Regions from separate parts of the Homo sapiens genome. Here region 2 is linked to region 1. The links are chromatin loops, found by intact Hi-C in ENCODE. Cell type or tissue: B cell. All regions are shown on one strand. Each heading gives the region's core, and the rest is flanking DNA. Links, peaks and the distances in the headings are about the cores only.

The links. A loop is a pair of places that touch in the nucleus more often than their neighbours do. Peaks named below come from ENCODE experiments on the same cell type or tissue, not always from the same donor. Only the 100,000 strongest peaks of a DNase experiment are listed, where the experiment ranks them.
Region 2: a loop joins it to region 1, with 23 times the contacts of the local background. A loop is called at or near these places in 5 of 110 quality-filtered maps.

What each region holds. Positions count from the first base shown.
Region 1 is chr5:73,897,412-73,906,360 of GRCh38, forward strand. ARHGEF28 (Rho guanine nucleotide exchange factor 28) reads left to right here. Exons shown (of 36, transcript NM_001177693.2): 30 at 551-682; 31 at 3,773-3,873; 32 at 6,811-6,849; 33 at 6,947-6,994. Among named protein-coding and RNA genes, the nearest start is that of LINC02122, 200 kb to the right of the region's middle. In B cell, for the core only: CTCF peaks have their summits at 5,322 (motif pointing right) and 5,523; a DNase peak (open chromatin) is centred at 5,350; H3K27me3 peaks cover 509 bases.
Region 2 is chr5:75,677,209-75,686,157 of GRCh38, forward strand. POC5 (POC5 centriolar protein) reads right to left here. Exons shown (of 12, transcript NM_001099271.2): 10 at 7,999-8,276; 11 at 566-742. Among named protein-coding and RNA genes, the nearest start is that of POC5, 36 kb to the right of the region's middle. In B cell, for the core only: CTCF peaks have their summits at 4,236 (motif pointing left) and 4,435; a DNase peak (open chromatin) is centred at 4,233; H3K27ac peaks cover 597 bases.

The sequences.
Region 1 (8,949 bases), core at 601-8,600:
GAGAATCAAATCCAGTAAGTCTGGAGCCAAAGACTGGGAATCTGTATTTCTAAAGATAAGTGTAGGGAAATACTCTTTTGAGGAATAGCTAATATTTCTGGGCAACAGGTTTTAAAATTTTAATGCCTGGTATATTTATACTAACTGAATGACAGGAAGTTTTTAGGCATACCAGTTTACTGAAAGTTGCATTTGAGATATTTTAATATAATGGTTTATAGTTTTCTATTGAGTTAATTCTCTGTCGTAAAATGATGCTAAAAGTATTGGTCTAGATTGAAGATCTGCAAACTTTTCCTATAAAGGGCCAGATACTAAGTATTTTGGGTTTTGTAAATCACACAGTCTCTGGGGTGTGTGTGTGTGGTGTGCGCGCGTGCGTAGGCACATGCCCATGTTTTGACAACCTTTAAAAATGTAAAAATCATTTTTAGCCCCTGGGTCCTATAAAAACAGGGACAGGCCAAATGCGATTTGCCAATTCCTGGTCTAGATTAAATATATACCTATCTTTGTTTTTTAGATTTATTTTTGTTTTTCTCCATCTTAGCTGAGAGCCTACAAGTTGCAGTGAAGGCCTCACAGATGGGCGCCGTGAGTCAATCATGTGAGGACAGTTGTGGAGACTCTGTCTTGGCGGACACACTCAGTTCTCATGATGTACCAGGATCACCGACTGCCTGTAAGTGAAAATGCAGGCCTTGGCAATGAGCCTGAGCACAGTCCCTGGAGCTTACAGTGGTCACGTAAAGTAAAGGCAATGACTGTCTCTGGTTGAAGGGGACTTGATATATTTTTTTAAATTAGAAAAAAACTGAGAATAAATATGCTAGCCTAAATGAATATCATAGGCATATAATAATGACACTGGGGTTTCAAGTATGAGGATCTAAAGAGTAGTTGGTGGGTTATACTGCTCTGTTTGCCGGCCAAATATCGGACCTTCCCCAACCCCTACCCTGCCTCATTTTTGATATGATTTATTCATTACAGTTTTGAAAGAACTTTTTAACTTTTCAGGTTTTTTAAAAAAGGAGTCCCTGCGGTCAATTACAGAACAAGCCCTTAAACCTAATCTCATGTGCATCAACTGAGAAAACAACTCAGAAAACCAGAAATATACACACGGCTCCCTCCGTCTCCCTCCTTTCTCTCTCCCTCTCTCTTTCTCTCTCTCTCACACACACGAAGTTTGGTGGTATGGTTAAAGCAGAAGTGCCAGAAAATTCTTGATCTGTGCCATCCTACACTTTAGTTCATGTCAGAATTCATTTATGAAAACATTGTTTCAAAACATTTTAAATATAAAAAAAAATAGAATGTAGAGATTTGGTTTAGGTAATTTCCCCGAACCTAGCTATCCTGTTATATGTATAGTTGTAGGCTACTTAGTTCCATAAAGGTTTCTAAGATAAGAGCATAAAGAGTATACTTTTCATCCTGTGCAGGTGGTAACAACCTTACTTCCACAAGGTCTTATGTGCGTAAGATAAAATGGATAAAATGTCTTCAGTAGTTAGAGATCAGAAGATTAAATTGAACTCAAGATTGGAAGATTAAATTGAACTCAGAACTTCTTTAACAACATCCCTTGATTAATTAAGATATATAGATGCAGTATAGCTTTTTAATTCTATACTTCTTTTTTTTTTCTTTTTTAAACATCAGCACCACTAATTATCTTCCTCTCTCAAGTTCTGCTTTATCTAATCCTGAGTTTCTAGTTTCAGAATGCGCACGTATGTTTTTCATTTTGACACAGCCCAGATTCATCAGGGGAGTTGTACTGCCCTGGGTGATTTCCTTTTAAAAGAAGAACCTCATTATGCCATTGAGGAGTCTCTGTCTAAAAATACGTGCAGGGATCTGCTGAGGGATCTGCTGCTCTCAGCCTCGCCCCAGGGACAGCTGGAGAGGCTCCCCTCTGCAGCTGCCCGAGCCCGCGGTCGTGCCTTCCCTCCCTTCAGGCCAGGCAGTGAAGGTCTCCTTGTCTGTATCCACATCTCTCATGACTGGGGAGAGTTTCAAAGGGACACCCGTGGCATTTGCCAGAACCATTGAGAGGCTCTTTAGAGGGGTCTGATGTCGGGATTCAGGTAGAGGAAGTACCGAAGCTGGCTGGTGGGGTCCTGTACCCCAAGGCCTCTTCAGTTCTGGGTCAGACTGGAACATGGTGCTATGAGAGTTTGATTCTCTTTATAAAGTTGTTCAAGGCACAAGGCTAGTTCTAAATGAAGGTCTACAACTGTGACTGAATGGGTCGGTTCTGCAAATGACTTGGAGAACTGGGCTCTTCTTCATCAGGCTTATGTCAGCCTGAGGTTATAAGCCAAGCAGACAGCTCTATTTTCAGTCTTCAGTATACATGATGAGTATCTTCTACTTCTAGGAAAGTTCTGTTCACTGGAGACCCTCTGGCCCACCCTGAAATTGGATACAGGGACAGGGACCTGATCTGTGTTTTATTCTTCTGCCTTGTCATCAGCTTCTTTCCCATTTGATTTTCCTAATTTCTATGAGGGAGTGAGAAACAGAGTGGTGAATTCTTTAGTGATGCCTTTGGCCACTCTTTAAGAGTTAGGAATAGCACCCAATAGTAGAACCATTTTTCAAATGACAGAGAAACCTATAAAATGTCCCTCATTGTAAGTGAATAAGTGCTGATCAGCTTGAACAAAATGGACTTGTTTTTAGCTGATCTCATCTGAAGCCGTTTCCGTTTAGACAAAAACTTCTTTGTATTAGAAGAGGTCTTTGAAATCCTAGAGGACTCTCATTTTCCAAAGACATAAGTATTTTTATTAAAGAAAAAAGCATTTCCTATATTGGAAATAAAGTTTTAAAAAGACACAATAAAAATTATACAAACAAACAGTGTCATAAAGTGAATATCGATTTTGTCAGGGTCTGGATTGGACATGGTTCTAATAAAACACTGTTTTGGGCTTTGAAAATTCTAGTTTTAATCAGTGCAAGGTGGGCACAGTTTAAGTTTTAACTGAGTTCACATGGGTAAAGAAATAAAATCCTGCCAACAGAGATTTAATGGATGAAGTGAAATCTGTATTTGGTACTTAAAAATATTTCGGGACTAGTTTCTATGTTTTCATAGTTTAAATACATAGTATTTGTAAATCTAAAGCATAACAAGAAATGTGAGAAAAACAACACATTTAGAAATTGTTAAAAAATAAGTTATTCAGAGATAGGGACAGGTTCTTGGTTTGTATGACTATGAGACCGTGAAGTATTAGCCATCTCCGCCTTCCTAGAAAGATGTCTCCCTCCTGCTTCGGACTCCTCCTTCCTCCTAAACCTTGTTTATCGTCTGCTGCTCTTGCACTGGCCACAAGAGAGACTTTTTACAGACTTAAGTCTGCCAAGAGACCTTGCTTTTGTTCTACAGCACCTGTTTTAAATTTCACCCTTCCCAGGAGGCATTTTCCTATTAAGTGAGAGTGAGATGTAGATTCTACCCTCTGTAACACAAACGACACACGAACACTTCAGTGCAAGAAAGAAAAGTACAAAGATGGTGATACTTTGTGCGGTTCGTCAGTTGCTGTCTGTTAGCGTGTAAGCCCCATGTGGGCAGGGACCACATGCATTGCTCTGCGCTCATCCAAGCACCTCATCTAAGAATACTCAATATGTATTATTTTGTGGTGTTTCCTATTTTGAAATATGTGTTGGCCGTGTACAGAAGAACCCGGTGGGCTGGCCGATGTTTGACGCTGTCCTTTTTGTTTCTGTCTCGATGGCGTGCTTCCAGCATTAGTCACAGGAGGGAGAGAAGGAAGAGGCTGTTCGGATGTGGATCCCGGGATCCAGGGTGTGGTAACCGACTTGGCCGTCTCTGATGCAGGGGAGAAGGTATTGTGAACTGATTTGTTAGTAAACGGCAGCGGTTACTGTGTATAATAAAATAGCCTCAGGTTCTGGTCTGTCACGGCAGTCAGTGGGGCAAAGGTGCTTTTCTGAATTGTTCTCAATTGATTTAAATATTCATATTTAAACTTTCTAACTTATTTCTTCTTCAAATGTGCTTGCACTGCCTGTGTCATGTAGGTGTAAACAAAGCAACGATTGAAAAGTTATTAAAAAGATTAAAAACTCTCCTGTGTATATGTGTGTCTGTGCTCTCTGACTTCTGGTCTTTCTGCCCTGCAAACCTTTGCTTCTCACCCACTATGTCTGGCAGCTCTGGCACCCGGGGGCCCTTTTGCAACCAGATGGCGCCAAAGTAATTGAAACACCTTTTACTTTGGAATATTCTTGCTTCTTTCACCTTCCTTGACCCTCCTCTCCTTGCAGAGTTGATTTCCTGTCACCACCCACATTTCACCTACTTTTTTTGTGGTTAATTTTTAATTAATCTGACCAGTTTTTGCTTGGGGCACAGCGATTCCCAAAGGGAATCCTCTTTTTTGACTTACTGCTATAGACATAGATATTAACTCTCTCTTTAAGAATTAAATACATAAAACTTCCTATTAATGTCTACTGAAAGTGAGATGTCAGAAATAGGGAAGGAATAAAATATGATTCTGGGAGGTGGCTAGTTGGCCTCTTCCTGCTTGTCAGGGCTCCAGAGTTTAGCTTTATCTAAAATTGAATTAGGTACATTAATAGGTGCCAATATGTGTCAATGTGAAAAAATGGCAAATGTCAGATCTTCTCACATATACAACATATTTTACATATTATATACTTTTTGTGTATATTACATAAGACTGAGAAATCAAGTCAAGGACTTTTAAAATCCAGAGAAAAGACAGCTGTGACTGAGTGTTCTTTTTTAAACTTCAGAGGCCAAAATGAGCATAGGAATGTAATATTTTACTCCTTCTGATTGTAAGCTTTCTAATGTATTGCTTCTTAAAATGTTCCTGCTTTTCATCACTTTTAAGTGTGAAGTTTGTGGTGTCCAACTGTGTTAATAGAAAAGAGAGAGTGAATTGGACAGTAATAATTTAATCTTGAACGCAAAGTTGGGTGGCTCCTACCCCTAAAGTCTCCCTCTTCCACTCCAATTCAGCTACAGGTAGATAATTGAGGTTAAGTGTCTGGGTTCTTCTTTGGATTAAGCTATCTGCAAAATTTTTTGCTTAATAAGGCATTTTGAAAGATTAATACATTAATAAACCCAGGTAAAGGGCAGGATCACTTGAAATCAAACTTTTAAAAGGTGTATAATGGATATTTTGTCATTAGCTTCCTCTACAAGGTAAGGTTAGAACAAATTTCTGAAAGAATATTAAAAAATGAAATCTGACTCAAATGCAGAAATAATGGATAAATCGCCAACTGCAGTTTTAAACATTTACCACAAGGTGGCAGAACAACTCCATTAAAAACGCGAAATTTCCTGTCTTGTGTCAAACCTAGTGGCTTTTGGGCATAAGTAACCGCGGGTAGCACAGTCCAACTCATTTCTATGGTTCTAATTTTTATAGACTATAAAAACTCTGTGCCATATGGTCTTACTACAGAAGCAGTGGAGTGTGGATGGGCCACGACAGAGCCAGAAGAGCAGCGAGAACGCCAACCATCCCTCTAGGGCGGGGGTTCTTAGAGCCTGTTCTCTCCCATAGGGTTTGGCACAGATCTAATGTCTTTAAGCTTCATCTCCATTTTCAGCCTCTGTCTTTTCTCTATCAGAGGGGCTGCTTACGAGTGAAATCTTTAATTGGCAGTCCAAGGGAAGCGGAGGTCTGGCTAGCTCATCCTGGCATCATCAGCCTAAACTAATTGAATTTAACAAGTTCAAAATTACCCGAGGACATGACCATGGCTGGCTGCTTTTTATGGCTTAAAATTAGATGAGACAGTAGGCCCTTGAGGACAGGGCATCTGATGGTCTCCCATAGCGTAAGGTGTGAAGTTTACAGTGGGTGATCGATATTTATTTATTGAATGGCGTGCCATCGAGTTCAACTGGGAGTCATTCACTTGTTGAGTGTCCGTGCTATGTCAAGCATCATTCTTATAATATGGAGCACATGGACAAAGTCTCGCTACTCACTGGTTTGCATCCTAGGGAGAGAAGGCCGACAATAAATGAATAAACAAGTGTTCAATTATGGAGGCTGCAAACCATCACTATCCACGTGTGCCCTTAATGTGTGCTGTGGAAGAGACAAAGAACAAGGCATAGACCCTCTCCCTAAAGAACAGACGGTCTCCTGTGGCTGGTTCGTGGCCTCTGCTGCTAGTACTTCTACTATGGCAGTCACTGGTCTGGTGATCTCTGACTGTGGTGGGATCTAGAGCAGCCCAGCTACGCGCGCCACTATGGCCACCGTCTGAGTCTGGTTTCTTTTCCCAACTGCTGTATATGTTGATATCGTGAATCTCAAACATTGAGAAAAGGAGTTAAGGCCAGACATGATATTCTTTCTTTAACTTTCAATCTGTCCTCTAGAATATAAGAGGTCAGCCTGACCCAAAAGACAACTTCAGTCTGGGCACAGAGAACTCAATTCACATTGTGGTTTGCACAAGGTAAATGTTGTTACTTGAGTTTTCAGGGTGTCCTTACTGTCATCCCTTGTTGTTTTAAGGGGTGATTGGGTGAAAATTGCCATCCATCTCAAACATCGACTTTGCGTGAAGGACGCTCTTGTTGTCAAGTGTTTGTTTGATTCTATAGGCTTTTATTTCTGGGAGGAAACTGAGTCAGTATAGATAAGGTAATCAAGTTTAGAGATAGCAAAGTGATTTACCCAAGGTCATACATTTTGGGACACTGCAGGGCAGCTTTTCAGAAGTAGAATGGTTATTCATTTTCTTGTTTTTTATGTATTTTAGGTGGAATGTAGAAATTTTCCAGGTTCTTCACAATCAGAGGTGAGCTGCTGCACATACCTTAAATGTATCACCAGCCTTTATTTGTGGATAATGAAAGCTTTTTCAAGAATTTGACACTTACAATTTTGTTTTTCAGATTATACAAGCCATACAGAATTTAACCCGTCTCTTATACAGCCTTCAGGTAACTATCCTCCTCTAATCTTTGACCTTGTGAATGGTTCTCTTAATGCAATTCTCTTTGATGATTCCCAGACTTTAAAAATGAGAACAAGTGAGAGGTAGGGAATGATCTTAAAAGAATGACAACCTTCTAAGTGTGATGTGTTGGACTCACATGGTTTTGTAATCAGAGGCAACACCATGACTACATTTTATACCATTCTTCTCTGAAATCATAAAACAGTTCATATCTTTAAAAAATATTGATGAATATGATCTGGCTTGACATTTACAATGAAACTCTTAGGTGAGTGTAGCATGACTTCACATTTTCTGATGAAAACCTAAATTCACACCTAAAATTCTTTGACTTCTCCATGTGGCCATCAGCCTTTAGAGCAGTTAAGTAATCCATATGTTGCTTTACTCTTTTGTTTGTTCATCCACTCAACATTTATTAATTTATTAATGTTGAGGGGATGAACACACAGTGCCTGTCTCTGTGCTGACTGTGCTGAGGGCTGAGCACACAAAGGCAAATTAGCCACACAGCCTGCTCTCAAATAGCTTACTGCCTTTCAAGGAAGAGCAGACATAAAAAAGAAATCATGCTTGCATTTAGGATTAAATGGTTGGATGATCCCTTAGGCTGGGGTCCCCAAACCCCAGGGTGCAGAGTGTTACCTGTCTGGGCTGCACAGCAGGAGGTGAGCTGGGGGCAAGCGAGCAGTACCACCTGAACTCCGCCTCCTGTGAGATCAGTGGCAGCATTAGATTCTTATAGGAGCGTGAACCCTATTGTGAACTGTGCATGCAATCTAGGGATCTAGGTTGCCCCCTCCTTATGAGAATCTAATGCTTGATGATCTGAGGTGGTACGCTTTCATCCTGAAACCATTCTCACCACATCCCAGCCCATCCATTAAAAAAAAAAAAAAAACTGTCTTCCACAAAACAGGTCCCTGATGTCAAAAAGGTTGGAGACCACTACCTTAGACCATGCAAAGAAAGAGGCTCAGTGTGTCCGATGGCTTAATTTACTCATTAAAATGTATCTCGAAAGGATATACATGCAATGTTTGGATTGTTGAAAAATTTGTAGAAAAATTTGAGAATACAAGTAAATGAAAGAAAATGATTTCTGATTCTACAAAGAGAATTAAAATTATCATGTTGGTGTATAAGGCTCCAGATTTTAGAATTGTTCTCTGTGCACTCTTCTGTAACATGTAACTTTCTCTGTCATCAACTATTATTCTATTGCATACTTTTTAATGATTATATATTAAATTCAACTCTGTGGGGTTTATTCAATCCCTTATTGTTTACACTTTTGTATTATTAACAACACTGTAGAGGACATCCTTGTGTACTCATCTCTTTGAATACATCTGACTATTTCCTTAGGGTAAATGAGAAGAATTATTTTGTTTAGGTTTTCAATAGACTTTGCCAAAATAATCAAATCAACCACCATTCTCTCTTTTTCTTCCATTTGAAGATGGATTAGGGTATCTGATTATTTTATTTGTACTTCTTTGATTACTACTGAGACAAAACATTTTTCCCTCACTGGTTTATTATTCATTCATGCTTCATATCTTGTTGAATTTAAAAGAAAATAAAATGAAGCCTAAGTTTTCAGCAGAAAATATAAAGGCATGCTGCATTCGATGTTTTGTTATTTAGACTTCGACTCTATCAAGACTTCTTTCTCTTATGACCTTTTATTCTTGCTCTAGGACCAACATCTGAATTGTTAAAGCCTTGGATTACATTTGAGTATATGACAGTGCTCATCTTATTTATTTTTCTATGCATATTTATATATCCTTCCACAAGAGCTTTTATTTTTTTATTTATTTATTTTTTTGAGACAGGGTCTGGCTCTGTTACCCAGGCTGGAGTGCAGTGGCACGATCTCAACTCACTGCAACCTCTGTCTCCCAGGCTGAAGCCATTCTGCCACCTCAGCCT
Region 2 (8,949 bases), core at 710-8,709, 1.8 Mb after region 1:
GCACTAACTCGGGTTTTAAAATTTTTGCTTCAAATTCAATGCACCTTCTTTATATCACATGCATTTACTGCAAGTTGAATTTTGTTAAACTAAAAACATGCTGACAATTGTACTGAAAAAAGGGGAAGACTTTTTTTAAAAAAGGACCAAAAATTAAAAACTATAAATGTAGGGGAGTTTTCTTGTAATCAAATATCTGCTACATGAGCAGCTAGTGAGTGAACAATTTTTGTCTCTTTTTAAACTGATAATAAAGCATTTACATATTTTACTCTTTTGACCACAAACACACTGGATTACTTTTAGTATTTTATAATTTTTACAGTTTGGAAGAAACGATGTTTCTGAAATTAATTTCCCAACAGCAGAAACGTAGATTTATAGCAGGTTTGAGAAAAACAAGTATATATATTAAAAAAAAAAAAAAAACTGTAACAGGAAAAGGCAGAACAAGTACCAGTCATCATAAATTTTTATCTTCTCAACATGTTATGTAAGTGTTTACTAGTCTATGAACTCTCAGGAAAAAGACTTTTTGACAAAAGGTCATCAAATGTGGACTCACCACTGTGACTGGATGATGTTTTTCCACAACAACTGAGCTCATGGGAGGAGAAACTCCCATTATAGCTAAACTGCTGCTAATTCTATTTTTTGAAGCAAAATCACATCTTCCTGTGATCCGGGCTGTAATAGTTCTTCCTGCTTTCTGTTGTGCAGAGGTTACAACTCTTGGCACATACTAAGAAGAAAAAAAAATAAAAGAAGTAACAAGGTGGCAGAAAATCCACAGCAAAATCTATTGATTCCATAAATTATGAAGAATACACAGGCACTTAAAATAACTGTATGTTCAACCAACTTTAACATGGAAAAAACAAAATCACAAGACGAAAAGCAAAACAAAACTGAACACCCCAAAATATCCCTTTAACCTGAGTATGCCAACGATTTTATAAGATTTTAGAAACTTAAAAAACCAACTTTTTTTTTTTAAATGATAGATTTATAGAAAGACACAGAGATCATATTGAAAAGTACTGTGTGCTCTTCACCCAGTTTCCTGCCATGGTTACATCTGACATAATTAGAATATAACAAAGTCAAAACCAGGAAGCTCACCATGAGATAATGCCTGTGTATAGATCTCTGTCATTTTATCACCTAAGTTCCTGTTAACTATCACTCAATCAAGATACAGAATACTCATCACCACGAAGATCTCCCTCGTGCCACCCTTGACAGTCATATCCATCTCTCTGTTCCTTCCCCAACCATCCTTAACCTCTGGAAACCATTAATCTGTTTTATGGACTCTTTGATCCTTAAGCATAATTAATATTATCATTACACATATGCTTCTGTGTTCTGCCTTTTTTCCTTCTCATTTTATTAATATACTTTTTTTTACGAGGTAATACAGAGACCTGCTATAGTTCTTAATGAGATGGTTTTTATACCAACATACTACTTTGTCTTTCTTTTTCTATTACATTTAGCACATTTTGCAAAAGAAAAATCCTCTTTTGAGAGTTACTTCTGTATAATAAAAATATATTGCAAACAATGGAACGATCATATCAAAAAGTATTATCAGCTTTTATAGCTTTTGCTGCTTATCGCTGGATAATACTCCAGAAAAATATTTACAGCAGGAATAACACGTAAGTGGACTATTTTTCCACTGTCAATCAATTACACAGCCGCCTGTTTAAGTCTGAGGTGAAATCTACTATTCAAGTTGTGGTTCTTTATTAATGTTTCATATTTGTATTCCATTTTGTCAACTATTCATCTTATTTGCTAAGAATTGAAAGGATATTAATATTTAAATTTAATAGTTCCTGACGAGTACTAAACTCATTTAATAATTATAGATACTTATCTCAGAGTGTAAACGATTTCCCCATTTCATGTATTTGTCTTAATTTTCAATGCACATCCATTTTTTTAAGTTGTGGTTAATCCTGTCATTAATTTCCTCTTGCTTCCATGATGAAACCAAAACCAGCTTTGGACAGCTGAGGTAGTTATATTCTTATAACATTTACTTATTTTGGCTTAGCTTATTAAAACATTTGAAATTCCAGTGTGAAGTATTAATCTAAATTCATTTTTTCTCTAAACAGTTTTTCCAAAGGCATTTATTAAGTATCAATCTTTTCCCGATTATTATAGTTCATCTGTGATTCTCCATATAGCTGCATCTAGCTACACACAGTCACAGCTGTATACTGAAATGGGAAGAGAGTGGGCTTCAGGAGAGATGTCTCTGGGAAAATTAAAATGACAGAGTATTGATGTTTTTGGAAGACCCTATGGAAAACAGCATTCAGTGGGGTTTTGTAATCCTTGGAGAGTTTGGAAATAATTCACTATAGTTGGATAGAAAACCGAAGATAAAAATGAAGCAATTAATTCTAAGAACAAAACATTATACCAGAAAGGAAATGTAGTCATAGTACACATTCATGGCTTAGCTATATTAGTAATCATAAATGATTTAATCTGAAATGGGAATATCTATAACATACAGGGAGGATAAGGAAAGTGAAGAGAGAGAGAAGGAATAAGGTGGCATCAGGAGGCCAAGTCCTCTTATCTGTAATAAGTTAACAGATAATGTTTGAAATTAATAAATGTAGAAATAATGATATAAACATACTATTTAGGAAAAAATGGAAACAGAAGAAACAGCTAACAGAGTTAGGGAGAGGAATTTAGAAGACTGTTTCTCACTATAGTCCTTGTAAAAATGATTTGGCTTTTTAAACCATAAACTTCTATGGATCTTATGAAATTGAAAAACTAAATCTCAGATTTAAAAATATTTACAAATATGTTTTTGTGGACTAAATTCATGCTTCTGGCCTGAGGGAAACTTTGTCCTATTACTTATTACAATAAGGGACAAAAAAGATTTTACAAACTCCTGAAGATGCTTAAATGCTATTTCAAAATAGAAAACTAATTGCTGGCAGGAATATTCTTTGCCAAAATGTGGAAATAAGTACAATTGAGTTTGTAACTTTCCTCCTGCCCAATCACGCTTGAGGGGTGTCCTCTCAGTAGCCATGATTCTCACCTGGAGCTTCAGGTGTGAATGAAAAACTAGAGAAGTCTGGACTGAAGAAAATTAGAGTAGCAGGAAAAATGCTCATAGATGATAAGCTTCATTCAACCCAGCTCAGAATTGCTTTAGAATGCCTTCAATAATTTGAAAATATATACTCCTGTAAATAAAATGACTTCTAAAAGACTTCTAAAAGAAATCTCTATACGCTCATTGAATTAAATAGAAGTTGTCTTAAATGGCTCGCATGTTTACTGTCGGCTGCTTGTTTTCAGATGGTTTGTCACTTGTACTTGTTAATGTTTATTTAATGTATTAAAAATTGTATAAATTGATGAAAAAGTTGAAAATGCATAAGGACAATTTAGAAATAATTCATAAAGATAAATTATTAGAAAAAAGTTGCTACTAATCAGGGGGAGGAAAGAAAAACCTAGAAGGATTCTCTAATCAGATTGTTTGGAAAGTTTTGTTAGGTTCATGCTTTACAGAAACTGAAATTGGAGATCATAGAAAATATATTGGGTGTGGTTTATATTAAAAAGATGACAATTACAATCTTTGACCCCACATTCAGTTTGGCTCCACATTTAAAACCAGCAAATTAATACATATTTATGTTTTAGGATAAAATAATGCATTAGGTATGTATCATTCTCTGCAAATTAAATGACCACTTACTGGTACCAATCATGTTGGAGTTCATTAAATTTATCAGCTTAGCTGACTTTAAAAAATGCTATAAAAATAAAAATTCTAGCATTTTAAGCCACATCAACATAAGCAACAAAATTGAAAGGAGTAAGAAAAAAAATGAAATGACATTAAAAACAGTATTTGTAGCTTAATATTTGACAGAGAGACAGTACAGATCATTGGTTAAGAGTAAGAGGTCTAAATCAGATTTTCAAAGTCTGAATTCCAAATCAGTTACTAATCGTGTCCTTAGGCAAGTTGCATACTCTCTAAGCCTCAATTTCTTCATTTATAAAATGGAGAACGCAGTACCAACTCCCTAATGATACCCTTTCACTTTCTATTCAAATGAAGAGGAAAATTAGAAGAGAAACTTTACTAAAGGTCTTTACCAAATAGCTTTAAAATTCAGTGAAAAATATTTCCCCTCAATTATTCCAATTGAAGTTAGAAAAAGAATAAAATGCCATCTACTGTTCAACTTTATGAACTGCAATATGCTTGCTTGTATAACTGTCCAGCCTTTTTTGAAAAATGGTTTCCACCATGAAATTCTGATATTGTCTTTAACATACTGAGGATGTCTGCATTAAAGAAAATCATTTTAATATTATTATTTTTTAAATAATTTTATTTAAATTTAAATAATTTTTTAAAATAATAATATTTTAAAATAAGATATTATTTTATTAGCATGGTAATCTTCCATTCTCCAGTTATTTGTTTGCTAATTCTCTGTACTTTCTGGACCTATCTCCTTTTAGCTACTGGAAATACCAAGAAAAACTGAAAAAAATTTTTGAATGTTCATAGGAAGCCTCTGTGATTAAAATGACAAGAAAGATAACCAAGCCAGGATTGCAAATCTCTCTCTTCTTTTCCTATTCCCAACAATGATGGTTTCACAGTAAGTTAGCCAACTACTGGATTTATTCCTACTTTTGTTATCAAGTTTCTTTTAAAAACAAAAACACATATTTGAGGTAAATCTGAGTATTTCAACTATATAAGGAAGGAAGAAAACTAAGATTATACTTAGAGATAGATTTAATTGTGATTCTCTTTTCTCCCTGGCCCTAAAGGCCACTTACTTATGTGACTGAAATGGAGTGTGTATCTGTTTTTGAAGAAGTGGATATAGTGGGATAGGGCAGACAGGGAAGGGCTGTCTACAGAATATTATGGTTTTCAGGTTTCAAAGACTTCAACACTATCTCCGATGACCAGATTATTCAAAAAGTTAGCAATAAAAAGGGTGCTAAGCAAACTCATTCATTCAGTTCTTCCCATACATATTCAGGTTTACATATAAATGCAGATGTACCCATGAAGTTACATTTTAGGAAGAGAATTTTGAAAAATCTAGCTCCGCGTGTGTTAACTGCATATGCAAGATGAATGAGAAACCAGAACATAAACACAGTGAGTGAATGTTTAAATGAGGTCATCTGTGCAGGATCACACTTCAAAATGTGTAATCATGGAAAACAAACACAGCTGAAAATATGTCAGAGTTGAATTTTAGTGTTTTATTTCTTTCTTTTTTTTTTTTTTTTGAGACAGAGTCTCACTCTGTCACCCAGGCTGCAGTGCAATGGCATGATCTTGGCTCACCGCAATCTCTGCCTCCCGGGTTCAAGTGATTCTTCCACCTCGGCCTCCTGAGTAGCTGGGATTACAGGCGCATGCCACCACGCCCGGCTAATTTTTTTGTATTTTTGTAGAGACAGGGTTTCACCACATTGGCCAGCGTGGTCTCAATCTCCTGACCTTGTGATCCACCTGCCTCGGCCTCCCAGAGTGCTGGGATTACAGGCGTGAGCCACTGTGCTCGGCCAATGTCTTATTTCTAAGTCACAGCTCCCCCACATAAATTTCTCTTAGCCATGTGCTAGATATTTTTCAAACTCTTTGTGTCAATAATTGGTAAATAACTGATCTCAATGTATTTTCTCCCAAAGTTAGTAGCTCTCGAAAGGTAAAAATTCAAACCTGTTAGAATACTAAAGGTGACCACTTGTCTGTCTCAATACCTCCTTTAGCTACAGACAGCCGTCCAGAGCAATGGCACCTTCTGATGGCCTGCCAAGGGAATTTTAAGACCTAAAACTTATTCTGCCTCTTCTTTCCTCTTATGTAAGTGGTTAGGAGTTGGGGAGAAGAGGAAGACAAGCAAATCAGAATCATCTCAGGAGCTTTATAAAACTATACATGCCTTTATACCAGATCCACACCACAGCAGGAAAGAAGTTAACAGTGTTGTTTTTTTTTTTTTTTGAGACAGTCTCGCTGTGTCGCCCAGGCTGAAGTGCAGTGGCGTGATCTCAGCTCACTGCAACCTCTGCCTCCCTGGTTCAAGCAATTCTATGCCTCAGCCTCCCAAGTAGCTGGGATTACAGGTGCCCACCACCATGCCCGGCTAATTTTTTATATTTTTAGTAGAGACAGGATTTCACCATCTTGGCCAGGCTGGTCTTGAACTCCTGACCTCGTGATCCACCCTCCTCAGCCTCCCAAAGTGTTGGGATTACAGGCATGAGCCGCCGCGCATGGCTTTTTTTAAACTGACTAACTAATCACTGCTAGCTCTGCACAGGTGAGTCTGATAAGCTTGGCTTGCATCTGTACTCCACCCTTACTTGAGAAACATGGTTTGCAGAATACAAGTTTAACAACAGGAGGCTAAGGAGTTAGAGCCACGATGTGCTTCATCTGAAACTCTAGTTAAAAAAAAAAAAAAAATTAGAGACAGGGTCTTGCTCGTTGCCCAGGCTGGAGTGCAGTGGTGCAGTCATAACTCATAGTAACCTTGAACTCTTGGGCTCAAGCGATCCTCCTGCCTCAGCCTCCTGAGTAGCTGGGAGTACAAGTGCACAGCACCATGCCTGACTAATTTTCTACTTTTTTGTAAAGATGAGGTCTCGCTATATTGCCCAGCCTGGTCTCAAACTTCTGGCCTCAAGCAAACCTTTCACCTCAGCCTCTCAAAGTACTGGGATTACAGGTGTGAGCCAATATGCCCGGCCTCTTACCATATTAACAGCTTGATCAATTTCATTTCAGGCAAGTTCTCACACAAACCTTCCATCCCCATTTAACACTATCCTCTTGGCACTTCTCTAATAGCAGCTCACTGATTCTAGGAAAAACTATTCCTCTCCATTCCAATTACAAATTACAAATTAAAACTCGATCAAGATGGAGTTACTACAGAGCAGTGTTAGTGATATATCTGCATTTAGGAAAAAGGAAAGGTGTTAGCTGAATAGAAAATATAAAATTAAATATACATTAACCTCCCACACCTTTGAAAACACCCAATAGTGTTCTTCAAACATAGTCTGTCCTTCACTCTTTCTCAAATTAAATCTACTTTTCCTACATAATTTTTTTTTTTTTTTTTTTGCGACGGAGTTTCACTCTTGTTGCCCAGGCTGGAGTGCAATGGCATCATCTTGGCTCACTGCAACTTCGCCTCCGGGGTTCAAGCAATTCTCCTGCCTCAGCCTCCCGAGTAGATGGGATTACAGGCACACACCACCACGCTCGGCTAATTTTTTGTATTTTTAGTAGAGGCGGGGTTTCACCATGGCCAGGCTGGTCTTGAACTTCTGACCTCAGGTGATCCGCCCACCTCGGCCTCCCAGAGTGCTGGGATTACAGGCGTGAGCCACCGCGCCCGGCTCCTACATAATTTTTGAAAAATATAAAAAAGTTCTTTGTCTTAATTATCACTACTATGACAGCACTTTCAGGTATTTTCATTACAATTTAATGCTCTAGTCACTTTGTGTATTAAATATTTTCAGTGACTTTGCCTAAATACCACAGATTTTTTTTTTCTCCATAGGAAAATATTTTATGAGTTCAAAATATTAAATTTACAAACAAGCTTTTTTTTTTTTTTTGAGATGGAGTCTCGCTCTGTTGCCCAGGCTGGAGTGCAGTGGCGCGATCTCGGCTCACTGCAAGCTCTGTCTACAGGGTTCACGCCATTCTCCTGCCTTGGCCTCCTGAGTAGCTGGGACTACAGGCGGCTGCCACCACACCCGGCTAATTTTTCGTATTTTTAGTAGAGACGGGGTTTCACCGTGTTAGCCAGGATGGTCTCGATCTCCTGACCTCGTGATCCACCTGCCTCGGCCTCCCAAAGTGCTGGGATTACAGGTGTGAGCCACTGGGCCTGGCCGCCCTTTTCATAAGGTGGGACCTGTATAAACTGTACTAACCATTTCTTCTGATGCAGCAGTAGCTGCAGATCCTGCACCAAGAGCAGAAACAGGAACGTGAACAGAAGATGCGGAAGCAGCCCTGGTAGAAGTCATCGAAGCAGCTGAGGGAACGGCAGTCGCGCTGGCTCCTCCGACGGCGGCTGGTGGGGATGGCAGCAGTGGTGATGTAACTGGTAAGGGCATCGGAGGAGCTGAAGGATCCAAATGAGCAGAATGTTCTTTTCCTTGAACACCAGGACCATACTCTTCCTTTTTATTATTTGTGGAGTCTATCCCTATAAATCACAAATTAATTCCATTCAAATTCTTCCAGGTTAGGACTACTATTATCTTCCAAACAATGAAAACACATACTGGCTAAAGTTTGGTCCTAACAAAAATTTAGATGTTTACAGTATATTAGATACAATGTTCAGTTAATACAGTTTGTCAGTATTAACTGGTTAATGTCAGCATTAACCACTAAAAACTTCAGACTACTTCCTTCCACATGTGAAAGCTAATGGATCATTTGTTCTTAAATAAAAGATGAAAATAAATTATGTACTCAGCTGGGACCTTAGCTAAGTAGAGTATATTGCCATCACAACTGTCACAAAAAATATGATCACAGTGAGCCTGGAGATCTAGGTTCCTTTGTATTAGTTCATACAAATATCCTGATAGATGGCCAAAATGACCTGCAATCAATCTTTAGAACCACTTTCTGATATCACTATACTCCCTCATTTTCATGTATTGCGCCTATCCTAACAATTTATTTTTGTTCTTGAGTCGTCAGAAAACAAAAATAAATCAATAAAACTAAAATCTTCACTTTTTACACTGTAAAAGAAATGGGTTCTTGCAGATAAATTATATAAATCATAAGAGCATATTTGTGCACCTAACTGATTTGTAGTGACACCCCAATCACTAACCTTCCCTCAAAACTGAACCTTAATCTTG